Linked DNA regions of Homo sapiens: region 1 is linked to region 2. The links are chromatin loops, found by intact Hi-C in ENCODE. Cell type or tissue: Calu3. All regions are shown on one strand.

Evidence for each region. Peaks named below come from ENCODE experiments on the same cell type or tissue, not always from the same donor. Only the 100,000 strongest peaks of a DNase experiment are listed, where the experiment ranks them.
Region 1: a loop joins it to region 2, with 2.7 times the contacts of the local background. A loop is called at or near these places in 11 of 110 quality-filtered maps.

The regions. Positions count from the first base shown.
Region 1 is chr1:151,678,983-151,683,982 of GRCh38, reverse strand. It overlaps SNX27 (sorting nexin 27), which reads right to left. Exons shown (of 12, transcript NM_001330723.2): 8 at 538-627. Among named protein-coding and RNA genes, the nearest start is that of CELF3, 35 kb to the left of the region's middle. In Calu3, no CTCF peak of the experiment used is centred here; a DNase peak (open chromatin) is centred at 3,022.
Region 2 is chr1:151,591,283-151,596,282 of GRCh38, reverse strand. No RefSeq gene overlaps it. Among named protein-coding and RNA genes, the nearest start is that of SNX27, 18 kb to the left of the region's middle. RefSeq lists a cis regulatory region at 1-41 and enhancers at 1,020-1,520, 1,521-2,021. In Calu3, a CTCF peak has its summit at 1,956 (motif pointing left); a DNase peak (open chromatin) is centred at 1,922.

The DNA of each region.
Region 1 (5,000 bases), 88 kb before region 2:
TAATAATAAAATTATGGGCCAGGCTCAGTGGCTCAGTCCTGTAATCCCAGCACTTTGGGAGGTCGAGGCAGGTGGATCACCTGAGGTCAAGAGTTCGAGACCAGCCTGGCCAACATGGCAAAACCCTGTCTCTACTACAAATACAAAAATTAGCTGGGTGTGGTGGCACATGCCTGTAGTCCCAGCTACTCGGGAAGCTGAGGCAGGAGAATCGCTTGAACCCAGGAGGCAAAGGTTGCAGTGAGCCTAGATCGCGACACTGCACTTCAGCCTGGGCAACAGAGCAAGACTCTGTCCCTCCCCCACCCCACCCCCCAAAATAATAATAAAATTATGTACTAATACACAGTAATTCAAGATCTTTGTGTGTTAAATGGAGAAACACAATGGACTTTGCATCAAGGTCCCTATTCCCCTCCTTTTTTAAAATTAGTTAAGCCACTAACCAGGTTGTAATCCTTTCAAAAATGACTAGGACTATAGGTTTTAAAGGTAGGAAGGGGCATTTTTAAAGGGATTATGGGGACATAAACTTACCATGACCATTTTTCTTTGTTCGTATAGCTTCTGTAATTGATAGGACTTTTCTTCTGCTTTGATGTAACCTTTCTTCACATCATCGACTGCCTATCACCAAAACAGAAGTAGAGCAGAAAGGAGTGTAAAAATCATTATTATGTACATTCTCGATGAAAACAGACACAGACGCATTTTCAGAAAATCTCTTATCCACTTGGACCACCATCATTACCAGTGAACTCTGCCACATGTCCAGGGATATGGTCTGGCTCTGTGCCTCCACTCAAATCTCATCTCAAATTGTAGTCCCCATATGTCGAGGGAGGGACCCGGTGGGAGGTGACTGGATCATGGTCTGGTTTCCCCATGCTGGTCTCATGATAGTGAGGGAGTTCTCACAAGATCTGATGGGGTTTTTTTGTTTGTTTTGAGACAGAGTCTGGCTCTGTCACCCAGGCTGGAGTGCAGTGGCACAATCTCGACTCACTGAAACCTCCGCCTCCCAGGTTCAAGCGATTCTCTTGCCTCAGCCTCCAGAGTAGCTGGGACTACAGGCATGAGCCATCACGCCCAGCTAATTTTTGTATTTTTAATAGAGATGGGGCTTCACTACATTGGCCAGCCTAGTCTCCAACTCTTGACCTCAAGTGATCTGCCCGCCTCGACCTCCCAAAGTGCTGGGATTACAGGCATGAGACACCGCACCTGGCCTAGATCTGATAGTTTTAAAAACAGCAGTTCCCCCTGCATGTGCTCTCTCTCTCGTCACCTTGTGAAGAAGGTGCTTGCTTCCCTTTCACCTTATGCCATGATTGTAAGTTTCCTGAGGCTTTCCCAAGCCATGCGAAACTGTGAGTCAATTAAACTTCCTTTCTTGCACTTTGGGAGGCTGAGGCGGGTGAATCACAAGGTCAGGAGTTCGAGACCAGCCTGGCCAACATGATGAAACCCCGTCTCTACTAAAAATACAAAAAATTAGCTGGGCATGGTGGCAGGCAACTGTAATCCCAGCTACTCGGGAGGCTGAGGCAGGACAATCGCTTGAACCCAGGAGGCAGAGGTTGCAGTGAGCTGAGATCATGCCACTGCACTCCAGCCCAGGTGACAGTGCGAGACTCCATCTCAAAAAAGCACAAACAAACAAAAAAAAACCTTCCTTTCTTTATAAATTACCTAATCTCAGGTAGTGTCTTTATAGCAGTGTGAAAATGGACTAACACATCCAGTAACAGGTATACTTATTGGAATAACTAGCATTTAAAGAATATCTGGCAAGCGCTCAAGCATTCTTTTAGGTATATGTGAGAGATCTGGTTTCTCGTGTCAGAGGACTTAAATTCCAGTTATTTTATACATGTGTAAACAATTAGAGAGCACTGAAAGACAGTATATAATGCTGCATTACAATGAAATAGCAAACATGTATGGTACAGACAGTGATATAGGCAGTCAGAATGGAAGCACTTATTGATAATTACAGTTATCAGGGAAGCCTTAGGTGGATCCCCAAAGAACAGAATGAAGAAGAGAAACTATAAGCTAAAGATAGGAAACAGGAATGAGTCTGTGCTTAAATACTTTGAGAAAACAGATTTGCCTGATTTAAATAAGGGAACAGGAGACAATTAAAGATAATGCTGGATAGGCAGACTAACACTAGATTATGAAAAATCCTAAAAAGTAGGCACAGGAATTTAGACTTAAGGAAATAAACAACAGGGAGCTAAAATAAGCAATAAGAAATGGCTCCTTCTTTATTAAAGAAAGTTTGATTTGTGTTTGAAAGCCACATGAATTAACCTGAAGAGAGAATGAAATAAGGAAGATCAATGATGTTTGGTACTCAAGGTGGAAAGCATTTCCCAGAGTATTTTAAGGAAAGATAGTTGGATAGGCAAATGAGTTCAAGATTAAGTCAAGAGGGCCAGGCGCGGTGGCTCATGCCTGTAATCTCAGCACTTTGGGAGGCCAAGGCGGGTGGATCACGAGGTCAGGAGATCGAGACCATCCTGGCTAACATGGTGAAACCCTGTCTCTACTAAAAATACAAAAAATTAGCCGGGGAGAGGTGGCAGGCGCCTGTAGTCCCAGCTTCTCAGGAGGCTGAGGCAGGAGAATGGCGTGAACCCAGGAGGCGGAACTTGCAGTGAGCCGAGATAGCACCACTGCACTCCAGCCTGGGTGACAGAGCAAGACTCCATCGCAAAAAAAAAAAAAAAAAAAAAAAAGATTGAGAGACTAATTCAACTTCTAGTTCTGTCACCTACCAATGTGTACTTGCATAAGTCATGTAAACCCTTTCACTGTGTAAAACTGGAATATCTCATAGATGTACAAGAAAAAGATGACAGATGTTAAGAGTTTTGTAAAGTATATATCAGTAGCTATTATTAGTATCATTTAGCTATTAAGTTCTTCTAAGAACCGTACAAGGATATGAATGTCCTGCCAGGAAGTGACTAATAGAAAGATTATGCCAGTCTCTCCCCAACCTGGCCATACAAGTGAAGGCTCACTTAGGCACCGAGGATTATAGCCACAGAGGGGATGTTCAAGAAGAACCACGATGCAATGTCAATGTCCTGAAGATCCTGAACACTTTCCTCTTCATCACCAAAACACTGTACTGCTCCAGCCAAATTTAAACCAATTATTGAAAAGCCAGCAGAGAAGTAGAGGGGGGAAATAAATAAACAATACTGGTCTATCCAGTTTCCAAAGAAACTTACAGTGTTATTTAGCTCAGGGAAAAGGCTTTACAACTATTTTTCTTTATTTCTGTATTGTTTCGATGAGAATAAGAATATAAGAATACTGTCTTTCTGTTTTGTTTTTACCCCTAACGCCTAGAACTATGTCTGACTCACAACAGTACTAATATTTGATGAACACTTTCCCAAGGCAGAGGTGGGTCACAGTGATTATCTACTCCAGCAATTCCAAGTGAGCTCTTTTACACATGGGGCAGTAAAAATGGTCTTCTTTCATTTCTAATCAAGAAATTGCTTACCCAGGTGTGGTAGCTCACGCCTGCAATCCCATCATTTTGGGAGGTGGAGGCGGGAGGATCACTTGAGGTCAGGAGTTCAAGACCAGCCTGGCCAACATGTTGAAACCCCATTTCTACTAAAATACAAAAATTAGCCGGATGTGGAGGAGGGAGCAGGTAATCCCAGCAACTCGGGAGTCTGAGGTAAGAGAATCACTTGAACCCGGAAGACGGAGGTTACATCTCCGTGAGCCCAGATCATGCCACTGCACTCCAGCCTGGGAGACAGAGCAAGACTCTGTCTCAAAAAAAAAAAAAAAAAGATTACACTGCTTGACTGACTAAGTGGAAAACATAAATATCACCACCCTAGTTTCCTTTTCTTCTTAAATTTTTTTAATTAAAGTAAAAGATGTATATAATTTAAAAAAACAAAACATATAGTACTAAAAGGCTCCTAATAAAAACAGCAGCCTCTGATCCCAGAGCGTCATTCCACAAAAGCAACTACTTTTAGGCACTTTAAGCAATTTCTTGTGATAATCCCTCCATAATTCTAAATGGCATGCTTACATTGACAATTCTTGACTTACCAATTTTAGACACTGTTGACTTACTGTGTTGAAAATATTTGGTTTTAACTCTCTTGTAGCACCCAAACACTCCCACTTCCTCTTCCCCCAACTTCTCAATAAAAAATTAAATACTCAATAACTGCATTATTATAAATATGTAAACACTATTCACAACTAAGCTATATACTATGCTATGACTTCCTTTCTTGCAAAATTTTTTATTTCCTCTGAGGTTAAATGCCTCGTGTTTTTGTTTGTAACTTCCCATGTACCTATCACCAATTTTTCCTCCACAATAACCAAATATCAAAACTCTTTTACTTAGACATTCATTTTCTAAAAACTGTCAACGGTTGTCATTTGCTGTGGTATCCTCCCTTGTTCTCTTTGTCCTTGCAAGTTTACGCTTTTTAAAATTCCAATACTGCTACTTTTGTGAGCTTTCAGGAAACAGCAGCTTAAATGTGTGTACACTTTGCTAGGTTTAGCCAGAATTTAAATATAAATGATTAATTTCTACCTTATTAATTTTTAAGGAAAAGGTTCATTATTACCATTAGCAACTAACATATAATATCTCATCAATTTAAATGAATACATTATTTCATATTTTAACATTTCTGAAATTGGGATGTATCTTACAATCAATGATGTATCAGTTTAACTGACAGCTTTTTTCTCTTATCAATACATAAAATAATGGTGCATCTTATAATTGATAACATTTTAGAACTGTGAAATTCGTTAAATATTCCTACCATCAAAATATGATACAAAAATAATTGAAATTAAGTAAGAGAAATTTAATATACTTTTCAAAAGATACAGTTGTTTACTTAGTCCATCAAAAAACAGCTGCCAGGCACAGTGTTTGTGGCCAGGTGCGGTGGCTCATGCCTGTAATCCCAGCACTTTGG
Region 2 (5,000 bases):
TAGATGAAGATGATATCCTTAACTCTTTGTTCCATGAGTGTTCTAGATCTTCTACAAGATTATAATCTGCTAGTGAGAACTGTCTTCTCAAGGGATCCAGGCCTTCTACATTTGGAAAGGCCATTGGACAGGTCATCTGGAATCTTTTGGGAAGCTGCGTTGATTTGAAATGTCATTATTGCTGATTGGAGCTCTGAAGAACCTGCCATTTGACAGAGGAGGGAACCGAGACTCAGAGAGGTGAAGGGGCCACTTGACCTCATCATGGTAGGATGAGCCAGGCCAGCACCCAGCCCTCCTTGCCACCCTCACTGAGCTTCCTGTCCTACCTTTTTTTTTTTTTTTTGAGACAGAGTCTCCCTCTGTCATCCAGGCTGGAGTGCAGTGGTGCCATCTCGGCTCACTGCAAACTCCGTCTCCCAGGTTCAAGCGATTCTCCTGCCTCAGCCTCCCAAGTAGCTGGGATTCAGGCATGCACCACCACGCCCGGCTAATTCTTGTATTTTTAGTAGAGATGAGGTTTTGCCATTTTGGCCAGGCTGATCTCGAACTCCTGACCTCAAGTGATCTGCCTCAGCCTCCGAAAGTGCTGGGATTATAGGTGTGAGCCACCGTACCTGTCCTGTCCTTCCTTTTATCCCCTTAAGGAGCCCAGGTTGGTGCTCTTTTATTCAGTGGATATGTAATAATTCTGGTTATTTCATCCTCTCCAGAAAAAAAAAAAATAAGTGTATGGTTTGGTGGACTTTCTGGAAACTTCCAGAACCAATTCTTCCTGAGTAAGGGCTTATTAAACATGAGCAGGCCGGGCGCGGTGGCTCATGCCTGTAATCTCAGCACTTTGGGAGGCTGAGGTGGGTGGATCATGAGGTCAGGAGTTGGAGACCAGCCTGACCAACGTGGTGAAACCCCATCTCTACTAAAAATACAAAAATTAGCCAGGCATGGTGGCACGTGCCTGTAATCCCAGCTACCCAGGAGGCTGAGGCAGGAGAATCACTTAAACCCAGGAGGCGGAGGTTGCAGTGAGCCAAGATCGCGCCACTGCACTCCAGTCTGGGCAACACAGTGAGATTCTGTCTCAAAGATAAACAAACAAACAAACAAACAAGCATGAGCAAAATGAACTGAAACTTCCCAAGGAACTCTAGGAAAAGCTGGTCTAACACATGAGCCTTACAAATTAGTTTTTTTTCAATCACCTTTCAGTCTACCAAAATTTTTACCAGTCTTAAAATGCTCCCAGTTCTTTTCTGTTTTTTGGGTTTTGTTTTTTGTTTTTTGTTTTTGTCTGTCTGTTTGTTTGTTTGTTTTGAGACAAGGTTTAACTTTGTCACTCAGGCTGGAGTGCTGTGGCACGATCTCAGCCCACTGCAGCCTCAACCTCCTGGACTCAAGCGATCCTCCCACCTCAGCCCCCCAAGTAGCTGGGACTACAGGCATGCACCATCATGCCCGGCTAATTTTTTTGTATTTTTAGTAGAGACAGGGTTTTGCCATGTTGCCCAAGCTGGTCTTGAACTCCTGACCTCAAGTGATCCGCCCACCTCGGCCTCCCAAAGTGCTGGGATTACAGGTGTGAGCCACTGCAGCCGGCCTAAAATGCTCCCAGTTCTTCTCAAAACTCTGCCTCTGATGATGTGAGCTGTAAGGCAGACTAAACTAGGACACGGACACATTTTCAATTTTTCATAAAATATTTGCTTTCCTAGAATCCAGTATCTTTTTAGGCCTCTTTTTTTATCCTTCTGGTGCTAGGCCTAATTTACAAAATGGCTCCCTCATCTCATCCTAATTTGGCTGGCTGCTCTTTGCTAAAGAACTGAGTTTAGGATTTACAACATGAAAACTACAGAGACCCAGGCAGGTCTGAAGAGACAACTTGCTTGTCTTCCTGTGGGGCCCGGCGGCGGCCACCTGCACAGGTGCTGGAAGACTTGCTGCCCTCTAGTGGCTGCATCCTGGGCGCGCAGGAGTACCTCCACTTCGCAAATGAAAAAAATCCTCGTTTTCAGGTTCACCGGCTAAACGTGCTCTGAAAGCATTGTCTTCCCCTCCGAAGACCCATGGAATTTTAGAGCTAAAAGGGAACTTAGTCCATCCCCTACTTTTCTGGTTTCTCGTTTTGTTTTGTTTTGTTTTGTTTTGTTTTGTTTTGTTTTGTTTTGAAGGAGCCTGAGGATCAGAGAGATTGGGTCCTTCAGCTAAGAACCTGCAACAGTTAGAGAAGTAGACAGGAATAGAATCTCCCCGCTACCCCACACCCTTATTAAAAGACAGGGAAGGGAGAGGAAGTCACCATTTGAAATTTAGAAGTACACAAGATGCAAAAGGGTTGTGTACTCGAGTGAGCCAAGTGATCCCAGGGGATCCCGGAGGGTCTGGCTAAAGGCTGAGCTCTCCCCGTCAGCCACTCCCCTGGCCCGCCCCCTCCCCAAACCGCTTCTGCTTCCCCAGGAAGCTACTTTGTAAGTGCACGCAGGCCTCGGATAGGGACCATCTCTCTGCCGCTTTTTGAACTTTCCTTAGGTCAAGGACACTGCACTCCAGTGTAGATCTAGATTTTTGTCCAAATTTCAACCTAAAGTAATTCACTCCCCCACCCCCGCCATTGGGCCTCGGTTTACTCATCTGTCAAATGAGGGAGTTGGATCGGATGCTTTCTAAGGTTTCTTTTAGCAGTGGTAGTTTATGATTGTCTGCCTCTTGGCATACAAGTGTCAATGAAAAGAGACAAACTATAGAATATTTGAAGAGATTTATTCTGAGTCAAATATGAGGGACCAATGGCCTGTGACATAGCACTCAGGAGATCCTGAGAACATGTGCCCAAAGTGGTCAGGCCACAACTTGGTTTTACACATTTTAGGGAGACATAAGGCATCAATCAGTACATGTAAGCACCCAGCTGATTCCAAGTCTTTAGACAGTAACTTAACTCTTTCAACCAATTGCCAGTCAGAAAAGCTTTGAATCTACCTATGACCTGGAAGCTCCCCCAACCCCCTTCCAGTTGTCCCACCTTTCTTTACTAAACCGATGTACATCCTTACATGTACTGATTGATGCCTTATGTCTCCCTAAAATGTGTAAAACCAAGTTGTGGCCTGACCACCTTGGGCACATGTTCTCAGGATCTCCTGAGTGCTATGTCAGGAATCAATAGAATTAGAATCAATAGAAAGGAATATCTGAGTCAAGATAAGGGATTGTGAGACCAACCTTCTATCATACAGATGAAGCCTCCAGGTAGCAGGCTTCAGAAACAATAGATTGTAAATGTTTCTTATCAGACTTAAAGAGTCTGTTCCATCAGTAATTCCAAAAGGGATGAGGGTTATGATGAGGTATGTCCAGCTCCTGCTTCTAATCAGGACCTGAACTAGTTTTTCAGGTTAACTTTGGAATGCCCTTGGCTGAGAAGACGGGTCCATTCAGATAGTTGGGGAGGCTTAGATTTTTATTTTTGGTTTACACCAGTGTCTGGTGGCACTACTAGACTGGTGGCAACTTGAGAGCAGAGTCTGTGTATCTTTTCCTCTTCACATCCTCAAAGCCATGCCCTATATCTTCTCTGACATTGAATGCTAAAAAAAATTATTTATTTAGTTATTATTTATTTATTATTTGTTTTTGAGATGGAGTTTCACTCTTGTTGCCCAGGCTGGAGTGCGATGGCGTGATCTCAGTTCACTGCAACCTCTGCCTCCCAGGTTCAAGCAATTCTCCTGCCTTAGCCTCCTGAGTAACTGGGATTACAGGCACATGCCACCACACCCAGCTAATTTTTGTATTTTTGGAAGAGATGGGGTTTCACCATGTTGGCCAGGCTGGTCTTGAACTCCTGACCTCAGGTAAAATGCCCGCCTCGGCCTCCCAAAATGTTGGGATTATAGGCATGAGCCACTGTGCTGGGCCAAAAAATACTTATTGACAATTATTAACATATTTAGCATGTGCTACATGCCAAACGTGCCACATAGGATCCCCTCATATGGCTTTGTGCTGGCCACTGCCACACCCATGAGATTGTCAGGCATGGCACTAAGCACAAGTGCTCTGGAATCGAATCACCTATGACCTAGAACTGGTTTGACACTTTCTACCTGTGCATCCTTGGACAAGTGACTTACTATGTCTCAATCCCTCATCTGTAAAATGGGGATTAAATGACAGTGCATGTAAGCACTTGGTAAATGTTCTTATTAGATAGGCATTATTATTTTGGTTTTATAGATTAGGAAATTAAGGCTTAGAGAGCTTAAATAACTTTTCCAAACTAGTATGGCCAGTAACATATCTAAGATTATGAGCAAGATCCAAAGCCCATGCTAACTCCTTAAACTCTATGCTACACTATTCCCCTATTGTTGAATGACTGAATACAAGAACAAGTGAATGAATGCATGAATAAGATTATTTATTGCTGATGGCAATGATAATAGCTGGCATTTGACTCTCCCGTAAGGAGGATATTGGTCCCAGAATCTGTCTCTTCCTCATTCCCTAGGGCCAACTAAGAAAGAAAATGAAAACAATAATTTAAAAAAAAAAACAAACAGAAATGCCTCTTTATGATGAAAAAAATACAGGTTTCTTCTAAATCAGGGCTGTTCAATCTTTTGACTTCCCTGGGCCACAATGGAAGAAGAAGAATTATCTTGGACTACACATAAAATACACTAACACTAACAATAGACAATGAGCTTAAAAAAAACTGCAAAAGAATCTCAATGTTTTAAGAAAGTTTACAAATTTGCATTGGGCCACATTCAAAGCCATCCTGACGCGGCCCAGGATGGCTTGATTGAATAAACTTGTTCTAAATCAGTAAGCACGTATTAACCATCTACTTTGTGGCACTATTAGGGCTAGGCACTGTGGAATTAGAGATATCCCTGACCTTTAAAAGCTTGCAGTCTCTCTGGGGAAACAAACACATGCAAAGTCCGAATTATAATGGAAGACAGTACATTATGACATCCTACAACAGGGTAATA